Regions from separate parts of the Homo sapiens genome. Here region 2 is linked to region 1. The links are chromatin contacts, found by Hi-C or POLR2A ChIA-PET in ENCODE. All regions are on one chromosome and are shown on one strand. The core of a region is the stretch at or near the end of the contact, and the rest is flanking DNA. Distances in the headings are between cores, read along the strand shown. Region 1 overlaps CDC42EP3 (CDC42 effector protein 3). Region 2 has its middle 120 kb from the start of ATL2.

Region 1 (5,663 bases), core at 3,162-5,661:
AATGCAGCTATGGCTGGAATCCTAGCTCCTCCACATTTTGGGTGATTGACTGGAGACACAGGCTTCATCTAAGACTGCTTCCTAAGAGGTATGCTCTGAGCATTACATGCCTGCCTGGCCCACAGAAAGCACTCATGCTAGCTAGTACTCTTCACAGGTGTAAATTATTTAGAGAACAAAGCATTTCAGATTTGTCACTTTCCAGAGAGCCTCTGTAGACTTGCTCTAGGGTTTGGCCCCCGGGAGCAAGTCAACCTGGCTCTCATGATGGAAAGTCTAGCAGGGGTTATGGATTTAACACTTGTGAATTTGAAGTTCACTGTGGGCCATGTGTTGTGGGAGGCAAAAGATGAATAAGCTCATGCCCACAGAAGAGCTTTCAGCCTAGTTAGAGGGAAATCATTCAACAAATATATTTGTAGTAACACATATACAAATAACGCAAGGATGTTGGTAGTGGAAGTAGATTGAGAGTAGAATGACGACTACCAGATTCCACATATAGCCAGTGCTGGTATCATACAGAAAAGCCATGTTTCAGCCCATCCAAGGAACGTGGATTATTGTAGACAGCCCTAGCAGGGTGGCAGAATAGCATGGAAGTCCTGTATTTGTCCCTTTACCCCATCAGAGAACTTGAGAATGTGGCCTAAAGGCAAATGGCTAGGAACTTTGCCCTCCAAGGTAGTATGGGTTAAATGACCATAATCTGAATTTCTGGACAGTGTCAGCTTATTATTTGGGATCATTTGAAATTACCATTACCAGAACTGGAGTACTGCATAGAATAATTGCTGACTTAAATATTAATATTTTGTGAGCAACTGAGAGCAAGTTCCTTGCTTTTGAGCAGAGATTAGAATGAATATCCTGGCTGAATACTGCTGAAAACTTCAGAGTCAAGTTCTCTTCCTGTATTGATATTGTCCTTGCAGCATCACAGACCAAGTCAGATCCATTAGTTATGGAAACACGTGAGCAGTTCACAGCAATGGCCTTATCAGAGATTCACATCCATGAAACTAGAGTGCCTGCCTGGGTGCTTCTGACCAGCCCTGGTGCCATGTACAACACGTCCTGATAAATGAACCAGGCATGAGAGGACTTGCCCTCCTCCTGCCTTGTTGTAACTGCCAGAGTTCTATGTCCACATTGAGTCTTCCCCAGTAACTCATTTTTATAGGAAAAAAGGTCCTAATGGCCTCTGTTCAAAAGTGCAGACTTGGTGCTATGTGAGGTGGACCTTCTGTCTTCCAATTTTGCTTCTAAGAGATCTTTCAAATTAGATCCCATAAAAATGAGACGTGTACACAAATTAGCACTGAGTCTCACATATGGTATTTGTGGGTCTGTATATAATCAGGGTTGTAAAAGAACAATAAATTCAAGCTGTAGCTGAATCACAAATGAAAGTCCTTTAAAATAATGGAAGGTGAGATGTATCAGACTTTGAATGGGTCTTTAAAATACCGCCTGCTCGTTCTGGCTAAGTTCATTTGCATAACAGAGCTCAGCAGCTGGGGAGCCAGCTAATAGAGTTTCATAGTCTTGAAGCTTAGAGCTATGTCCTCAGTTTAGATGATATGGGGAGAGGGTAAGAATCTAAAAATAGAAAAGGCATCTTCTTATCTTCTCAAATGGGTGGAGTTAAACAGACTGAAAATATGAAAAGCATCCCCTTCGGGTTACTGGGTGCTTCTGGTTACACTGATTTCCGCCTTAGAAATTCAGCATTGAACTTAAATGAAAATCTAACACTATGGGGTTTTTTTCCCCTTCAATTTTAAAATTATTCAGAGAAGCACTCCTACAGAGGTTTGTAAAAGGATTGACATGAGCGTCCACATTGTAGTAATATTTTAGTGTTTCTGATCCCAAAGATTGGCTGGTCATTTCTATATTAGTAAGAAGACTGCCGTGTTCAAAGAGAAAGCTTCTTCAAGGGAAAGTCCGTGTGCGTTTTTCTATGGAAAAGTGACATGGGACTACAAGGAAATTGGCAGTGATCGTGTTCCCATACAGGAAACTCAGAATAAATGGGAACGTGAACACCTCCCTTCACGCACTGTCAGGGAGGCGCAGGGTAACCGCCCTCCCCTCTGTGAGAGCTTCATCCCATGGCCATACTTGCTGTCCCCTCCCCACCCCAGCCCATTCCATCTTTTGAGAAACCTGAGCTGTTACTTGGAGGAGCCAAAATCTTTCCTTGTAGTTTCTGCTTGGTAGCTCTAGGGCCTCCCAGAACAAGTTAATTCCTTTTCATTACAATTAAATGAATCCTTCAGATCCCTTAAGATTAGTTTTCTCTTTCTATGAGTTCTCTTTAAGCTGCTCTATTCCTTCAGCCTCTTCTCACATGTCCTAATCGAGCTCCTTCACTTCCTCCCATTTGCCTCCCTCTGAACATGCGGGGACATGTTCCAGGTAGCCTTTATCCCTTCTAAATGTGGAGCCTAGGATCATGTTCTGGGCGCTTGGCACAGTGGAATTATTATCTTCTGGTTGGCAGCAGAGAGACATAGCCCACAGATGGTTGGGGGTAGGGAGGCGGCGGAGGGTACTTGGCCGAGTCATCATCCTCCCCTAGGACTGTTGGTTCCAACATGCAGGAGGAGTCGCTGGATACTCTGGCATGGGGCTCAGATGGTGCAGTAGTGCAGTGGTGCCGTGACTGGCCGCATAGTGCGACTGTGCTGAGGCAAAGCGAAAAGTGATCAGAAGCTGGAATGTCCCTGAAGGATGTGACAACCGAGCCAGAAAGGGGAAGTCGGATGCAGGCTCACTTCCTGCAAGGAGGAGAAAAGAACAGAGCCGCAGGTCCCTGGGGGCAGTAGCACCCCTCAACCCACCTGCCCATTTTTATACATGTGTGTTTTAAATTAACACTGCAACCTGTTTTGCAGGATGCAATTTTTTTTTTTTTTTACTTTTTCTCTCCACTAAGAATTAATCTAAAAACAATTAGTAGGCAAACCAAACATTCCTTTAAAATAAATGGAATTTTAAAAATATCCCAACTCCTTGGTTCTTTTCAGAGTCCTGTAAGTTGCCAGTGCATCAACTCTAAGTAACTTAGGAGCTGATTTTTCTGTCTGTCATTTTTTAAAACCGCTTGATTTTCCCTTCCTCCTGGCTGCTGCCCTGTTTTGATATTTTCAGCATCATTCTGTTTGCCAAAAAGATGGTAAGAAATGAAGCAAAGCACCGCTTCAGTTTTTTTCTTAACCAAATTATTTATTACTGCTGTGATTATTTCTATCATTATCACTGTCATTTACGCTTCAGTCAGTCACAAGAAACTAGAATTGTCTAGCCTAGTGCAACCCGGCTCTCTTCCTTCCTTATAAAAACCAGGGCCGTAGCTTCCTCTCCGGTCCTTTTGTGTATTGAAACTCTTGGATTTCTCACACAACCTGTAAGGGAGCATGTCCGTTCTCAGCAGCACTGTGCCCACCTGTCTGCCTGCCACATGTGTTCTCTCTGACCTGCCACATGACTGACTGGCAAGCTGGACCCTTTTGTTGGCAAATCTTTTCTCTCTAGTGCCCCAGGAACTAGAGCATTTGTTTTTAAAGGAATCTAACTTCTGAGATGAATGTTATCTCCAGTGTTATCTATGAAGGGAAAGAGGAACAAACCATGATCCAAGAACTAGGAGAAAGTTTGTGGAACTAGAAAGAAACCAGGAATAATTGTGGGAAGTTCAAATTTCAGGGTCAAGGTTTTTGAGAAAGGGCTAACTATAAGAACCTTTGTCTGTCTTTTAAGATTTAGGTAAGATAGTGGGAGTAGAGAAATGCAAGAAAACTAGAGAGCCAGGCATGGTGAGGCTCATCTGTAAGCCTAGCTGCTCGGGAAGCTGAGGCAGGAGGATCACTTGAGGCCAGGAGTTCAAGACCAGCCTGGGCAACATGGCAAGACCCCTTGTTCTAAAAAAAAAAAAAATTGTTTTTAATTAGCTGGGAATGGTGTTGTGCACCTGTAGTCTCAGCTACTCAGGATGCTGGGGCAGGAGGATGGCTTGAGCCCAGGGTTTCGATGCTGCAGTGAGCTGTGATCATGCCACTGCACTCCAGCCTGGGTGACCACATGACTTGACCCTTGGTTGCAGGAAAGGGGTTCAAGATGAGGAAAGGACAGACACGAGTGAATGTGCTCAGCACCCTCAGATGGCTCAGTGCCCACAGGTTAATGCTGGTGTTGAGAGTTTTGACTGAGACAGAAAGCTAAAATTCTCTCATCTGGGTTGTGGAACACCCAGGAGGGCCCGCTCCCTAGTTGTAGTCTGGTAATTCGCTTCCGGCCTGTAAGCCTTTCCTGTTTAGCTCCTCCTTTTCTCTTTTCCCAGCATCCCTTCCTCCAAGCAGATCCTTCTTCCTTCTGGGCAGAACGCAAAGCCCTGGGGTTCCCCTGACTCATGCTGACTGTTCTGATGTGTTGGTCATTCACCAGCAGTCTCCTGGAACCCAGGTGTCTTCTATTTTCTTTTTTTTTTTTTTTTTTTTTTTTTTTGAGAGGGAGTCTTGCTCTGTCACCCAGGCTGGAGTGCAGTGGCACGATCTTGGCTCACTGCAAGCTCCGCCTCCCGGGTTCATGCCATTCTCCTGCCTCAGCCTCCCAAGTAGCTGGGACTACAGGCGCCTGCCACCAGGCCCGGCTAATTTTTTGTATTTTTAGTAGAGACGGGGTTTCACCGTGTTAGCCAGGATGGTCTTTATCTCCTGATCTTGTGATCTGCCCGCCTCGGCCTCCCAAAGTGCTGGGATTACAGGCTTGAGCCACCATGCCCGGCCCCAGGTGTCTTCTTAAAATGATGAGGAGGGATGGGATTTCAAGTCATGGCATATAGGCCCATTCCATCATCAAAGGTTATCTGTGTGTGTCACTAGTCACCCTTGCACAAGTTGCTGTCCTCACGGGCCCAGGCGATTCCACCTGCCTGCACTTCCCTCCTCGCTCATGCCCTGGCCAGCAGCTCCTCCTGCATCCTCTCCCACCTGTTGAATTTTCTCACTTTCCTTTCCGACTACAAATGTTTCTCTTCTGAGATCTCTTCCCTTTTACAAAGTACAGATCCATGCTGCCTCTTTGGTGAAGGCCTGATCACAGAAGCAAAAAGTGATCTGTCCCATAGCCAGGGTCAGGGGAGACGTGGCTCAGGCCTTTTGTGAAGTCTTCATATACCCACACACTGCCATTGCAGATGCTGCTTTTAGACACATTTTCCTGATGTTTGTGTTATGATCAGTAACTCATAGTAGGCTTTTCAGGACCTAACAGCCATGTATAAAATTGGCTCTCCAGGAAAGCCTAATCTGAGCCCTGCATACACATTTATATATTTGTGATTTAAAAAAAAATAGCCAGTTCATTAACATGATTTGAAAATCCAAAATCATAAAAGGATAGTGAAATTTCTTTGCCACCCTGTTCCCCTTCCATCTACTTCCCCTCTCTGTGGACAGTCACTATTATTACTTGTGTGTTTCCAGAAATACTCTATAGATAAGCCAGTACAAATATAAATACACGCATTTGCACCTCTTTTTTTTTCCTTTGATGATGTACATCTTTGGGCTCTTCTCGGATGAGCATATTAAGCACTTCTTCATCCTTTGTTAGATCTGAGTAGTATTTATTTGGAAGGATACGCTTAACTGAAC
Region 2 (5,224 bases), core at 1,026-3,525, 610 kb before region 1:
CAATCCCAGAACTCTGCATCCTGGCCATGGGGAGAACATGTGTCCATCCCTCTGGCTACAGTGATTGGTTCAGGGATGGGCACATGGCGGAATCTGGACCAATCAGAGGCTTTCCTAGGATTGTTTTAAAAGAAGTTGGTGGTGAGGGCTTTTTGGCTCAGGGAGTCTGGAGGGATGGGAATCTGGAGGGATGGGAATCTAGAGCTCCCAGAGGCTATGTTTGTGGTCACACAGAGAAAACTCATCTCTACTGGAGAGAATGAGAGAGGAGAGACAGAGAAAGAGGGATCATCATGGCACTGAGGCTGGATTCTAGTTACTGGGAGCCCAGGTATGTGTGTGGATGTTCCACTATCCTTCCAATAAAGCCCCATTTTAATTAAACTTATTTGTATTGGGCTTTGATATGGTTTGGATCCGTGTCTTCACTACATCTCATGTTGAGCTGTAATTCCCGTGCTGGAGGTGGGGCCTGGTGGGAGGTAATTGGATCATGGGGGCAGATGTCTCACGAATGGTTTGTCACCATCCCCTTGGTGCTGTTCTCATGATGGTGAGTGAGTTCTCGTGAGATCTGGCTGTTTAAAAGTGGGTGGCTCCTCCCCCACGTCCTTCTCTTGCTTCTGCTCCTGTCATGTGAGATGCCTACTCCCCTTTCACCTTCTGCCATGATTGGAAGCTTCCTGACGCCTCCCTGGAAGCAGATGCTACCATGCTTTCTGTACAGCCTGCAGAACCATAAGCCCATTAAACCTCTTTTCTTTATAAATTGCCCAGTCTCAGGTATTTCTTTATAGCAATGTGAGAACAAACTCATACAGGTTTCAGCCACTCTCAAGAAAGAATAATCTAACTGATGGACTCATCAATGTGCCTGTTTTCTCTGGTTTTCAGTAAACACCATTCCCAGATGGGCAAGAGAAGTTCTGCTGCTGGTCTGGCACTGCTGGCTTCAGAGGCACTGCTGTACCCATGTTTGGGCTCAGAGATGTCAGAGGCCTCTGCTTGTCAGGAATGAAAGGGAGCTAAGGCAGAAGAGTAAAATGATGAAAACATCATGGCCAGATAGAAGCAAAACCAGAGAGCAGAAGTGTGGATTGTTCTTTCTGGGTTTTTATAGGTTTTGCCTGTTTGACTTTCCAATAAGGTTCTTTTGAAGAAAGGGTTGGGCAGCTAAAACAGTTTTTTATTCACTGGCTTAGAAGACCATTAGTTGCCTCCCCCAGTCTAAAATCCTTTATTATTCCACTTTCTTGGTCACCTGGCCTTTGCTGTGTTCACGGGAGGGACTGGCTCAGGCCAAGAATGTGGAGGGGGAGGGGGCAGGGAGGTGATCATGTGGATTGGAAATGGGACTAAGCTTACACCGAAAACTCACAGTGGCCTCAATTCCGTGTCCCCACTTCTGCAGGCCCCTGCTGAGATAAGCCTGGGAATAAGTCAGCTCTGGCGGAGTTTCCGCCTCAGCTGGCCACCCGGTCCTCGCTCTCAGTCTTTGATGCTCCATTGCAGTCAGAAGGGTATGTGTGGGCATGCAGGTGGTCTGCGGGTCTCAGTCCAGCAGGAAAGCAGCTGTTTGCCAAGCACAGGTGCTCTGAGGCCTAGGGGATCTGAAGAGCCTGCTGTGAGTGTGGTCAGATGTCAGGTCAGAGGCAGAGGTGGGAAAAACAGAGGAGAAGCACGTGGGGAAGGAGAATAATGAGTTCCTTCATGACTCTAAAGGCTCTCAGAGTCTGATTTTCAATTATAAATAATCCCAGGATCTGTTCAGAGCTCAACAACAGCCCCTAGTGCCCTGCAGCTGGGCAGAGCAGTCCACGTGGCTTTTTGGATCTTACGTGTGTGACAGCCTCCCGGTTCACAGCCTTTTGAAGTTGATGGAAGAGGCGTTCTGGAAACACAACTGAAAGACGTTTGTCAAACTGAAATCAAAGTTACAACCACATTTGTTTTCTGGGTTTTTGTGCAGATATGTTAACAAGGAATGTTGTGCTTGCAGTGGAGAACATCTGTTTTAGACAGCAATTATTTACTGAGCATCTAATGTGTGCCGGCATACCAGTCCAGCACCAGGTATTTGGGTAGAAGAGGAGGCCTGGAGAAAGAGTCATTGTCCCTGATTTTCATTTTAGTGGGGGAGGCAAGCACTATGATACTATGCTAGAATACAGGCCCTGCCGAAGTGCTCCAGAACCAGCCTCAGAGCAATGAGGAAGGATTTGAGGGCTTGCATGTGAGTTGGCTCTCGCAAGAGCAGAACTGGACAGGAGGACTGAATTCTGAGTCCTGGCGACAAAATTCAGGAAGCAAATGAGAATCCAGAAGTCCAGCACATAAGAGCCAGTGGAAGGGAAGAATCCAGCCGAGGCAGAGGTCTGTGGGGAGGGCCGTGCGTGAGCGGGTGGATCCAGCAAGGCCCACAGATCAGCAAGGAAGCCAGAGAGTGGGACGTTTTTGGTAAAACCCGCTGCTGGTGATGGCCTGGAAAGATGTTTTCTGAGAAAGCTTGGGCAGCTTGAATGCTGGGAGAGGGTGTGGTGGTCCCTGGGGCAGGAGACCCTTCTTTCTGACTCTGTAACCACAGCCCCGGTCTGCTTCATCACTCCGTGGGCAGTGATGGTCTGTGCCCAAAACGCTGTGATTCGAAAAGAGATAATTTGCAGGCAACATGAAGAAGTCCCAAAAAAGACAGTATTAGAAGAAAATGTCCTTCAAGAGTTTTAATGTAGGTGGAGAGAAGGCAGGATGGAATTCAAAATCATGTTTTGAAAGGACATGGTGTCCTTTCAAAGCTCCAAGCGTTGCTTTGCTGTGCTCTGGGCATGCCTTGGGCTGGATGGGAAGAAAAGTGAAAATAAAGTGTGTGTGCATACATGCATGTGCACGTGTGTGTGTGTGTGTGTGTGTGTGGTGTTTTCTAAAATATCAGAGGACAGGATGTCTGACAAAAGACTCTTGTTAAATGTGTTGTTGAATTAAGTTGCCTTGGAAAGAATTTCTAAAAAAGCTTTCAGAATCAACACTTCTCAGTTTCTCAGCAAGGATTTTGCCAGAGCAATAGAAAAAGACATTACATTGTTCCCAATTCAGTTCTAGCACTCTCTTTTTTTCCTTGCATACTGTCTTCACAGGAAGGAAAAAGTTGTCTAAGGGAGGAAGACTCAGGGCGTTGCATCGGGACTCCCCGTTCTCCTCTAAATCCTACCTCTTACGATTCTTTTCAACTCTTTTTCCAAACTTTTAAAGGCTTTGTGGACTTCTTAGAAACCGAAAGTTCCCAAGAATAGAATACGTGTCCACTGGAAGTCCCCGTAGGTGCCCAGGGCTGGCGGGACTCTCTTGGTGGTGTAGGACCTTGCTTGGATGTTGAATGTGTGGGAAGGACACCCACAGGGGGAAACCCAGGATGGTGGACGTGGGGCCAAAATATGCAGCAGCTGCAAAGGATCTGGGTACTTGGCTCTACTGCCCTCTAATGTGAGAGAAGCCCAGATCAACACGGGAGGGAGTGGGCGTTAGACAACCTGCAAAGAGACAGATCTGAGAGGTGCGGCTCCCCGTGGACTTAGTGTCTTTCAGTGAAACCACCGTTCACTCCTGAAGATCTGAAGATGGAGGAAGTTTTTCCCATCCTACTCTCCCCTTTTAATTTCCTAAGCAAAATATCATTTCATCTTTCTCAGTCCATCTTTTGTGTCTGATGAATGGATTGAGCTAGATAATCTCTAAGGTCTTTCCAGCACTAACCTCCTATGCAAGGTTGGCTGCATAATTTGCAGGGCCTGAAAATGCAAGGCCCTCCTTCGAAAATCAAGGAAAAATGATGTGAAAATTACTAAAACATAAAATTCCTTCCTTTCCTCTGTACTTTCCCTCTCGACTTGTCATGAAGTTTTTAAAATTTATTGTTGTTCTAAGAAAAGAAAAATTAAAATTTAATGATATTAGCATAAAATGGCAATTTTAAATGTAAATAGAAGAACATTTAAATTTTACGCAGAATCACTAAAATTATACAATTTATATTTCTCAGTTTGTACATTCATATATATTTTGTGTTTGCCAGAACAATGGAAATGCTATACAAAATGAGCTCAGATTGTTTTCATTTCATTTTTTTGTATGAGGACTTTCTACCAACAGTCTGTACCTTTGACTTACTGATGAGTAAAGAAAAACTGAGCTGGGTGCACAGGCTCACACCTGTAATCCCAGTGCTTTGGGAGGCTGAGAGGGGAGGATCACTTGAGGCCAGGAATTTGAGACAACCCTGGGCAACATAGTGAGACCCTATCTCCACAAAAAAATTAAAAATTAGCTTGGCGTGGTGGTGCAGGCCTGTAGTCTTAGCTACCCTGGAGGCTGAGCTGGGAGGATCGCTTGATCTCAGGAGTTCAAGACTGAGAGCCATGATTGCAACACTGCACTCCATCCTGGGCAACAGAGCAAGACCCTCTCTCTTTTTTGAAAGAAAAGGAAAGGAAAAAGAACAACTGAAGGGAAAAGGAACTATGAGTTGCCCCATTTCCCCCTGTCCTTCTGTGTCACCATTTTCACCGTAATTGGTTGGCTAATACAGGAAAATCACATGAGTAAGAAAGCAAAAAGCTGATACAGGAAAAAAAATCAACTGTTTCTGTAAAAAGTAATAAAAAAGGAGCCATCACAGGATCTTTAATATACAAAGATGTTACAAGAAGAAAGAAGGAAAGTAGTAGGAAAAACAAATATCAAATGAAGTGCAGACTCTAGAAGAATGTTGCAGCCCATGTCATAAAACTATGACATTAAAAAAGAATGAGGCCGGGCATGGTGGCACATGCCTGTAATCCCAGCACTTCGGGAGGCTGAGGTGGATGGATTGCTTGAGGACAGGAGCTCCAGACCAACCTGACCAACATGGTGAAACTCCATCTCTACTAAAAATACAAAAAATTAGCCAGGCATGGTAGTAGGCACCTATAATCCCAGCTACGTGGGAGACTGAGGCAGGAGAAGCGCTTGAACCTGGGAGGTGGAGCTTGCAGTAAACCAAGATTGTGCCACTGCACTCCAGCTTGGGCAACAGAGTGATACTCCATCTCAAAAAGAAAAAAAAAAAAAAAAAAGGCCATACCACTTACCTGTTAAAATGGCCAAAATCCAAATCCAAAACACTGCCAACACCAAATACTGGCAAGGATATGGAGCAATAGGAACTCTCATTCATTGCTGGTGGGAATGC

Evidence for each region. A loop is a pair of places that touch in the nucleus more often than their neighbours do. ChIA-PET counts read pairs that join two places held with the same protein, here RNA polymerase II (POLR2A). Pooled maps may share reads with other maps.
Region 2: a pooled map shows a loop between it and region 1 (4-fold over the local background). The contact joins two enhancer-like sites. A Hi-C loop is called at or near these places in 1 of 37 single-sample maps with no recorded cell type and 3 of 50 pooled maps. POLR2A ChIA-PET finds 5 or more read pairs at or near these places in 1 of 52 experiments (T-cell).

The regions. Positions count from the first base shown.
Region 1 is chr2:37,651,024-37,656,686 of GRCh38, reverse strand. All of the region lies in intron 1 of CDC42EP3 (CDC42 effector protein 3), which reads left to right. Among named protein-coding and RNA genes, the nearest start is that of CDC42EP3, 18 kb to the left of the region's middle. RefSeq lists enhancers at 162-281, 1,679-1,738, 2,406-2,615, 4,238-4,427. Within about 2 kb of position 4,411, at least 22 of the 41 ENCODE cell types and tissues checked have a DNase peak (open chromatin) inside an H3K27ac peak, as active enhancers do.
Region 2 is chr2:38,258,827-38,264,050 of GRCh38, reverse strand. No RefSeq gene overlaps it. Among named protein-coding and RNA genes, the nearest start is that of ATL2, 120 kb to the left of the region's middle. Within about 2 kb of position 2,275, at least 3 of the 41 ENCODE cell types and tissues checked have a DNase peak (open chromatin) inside an H3K27ac peak, as active enhancers do.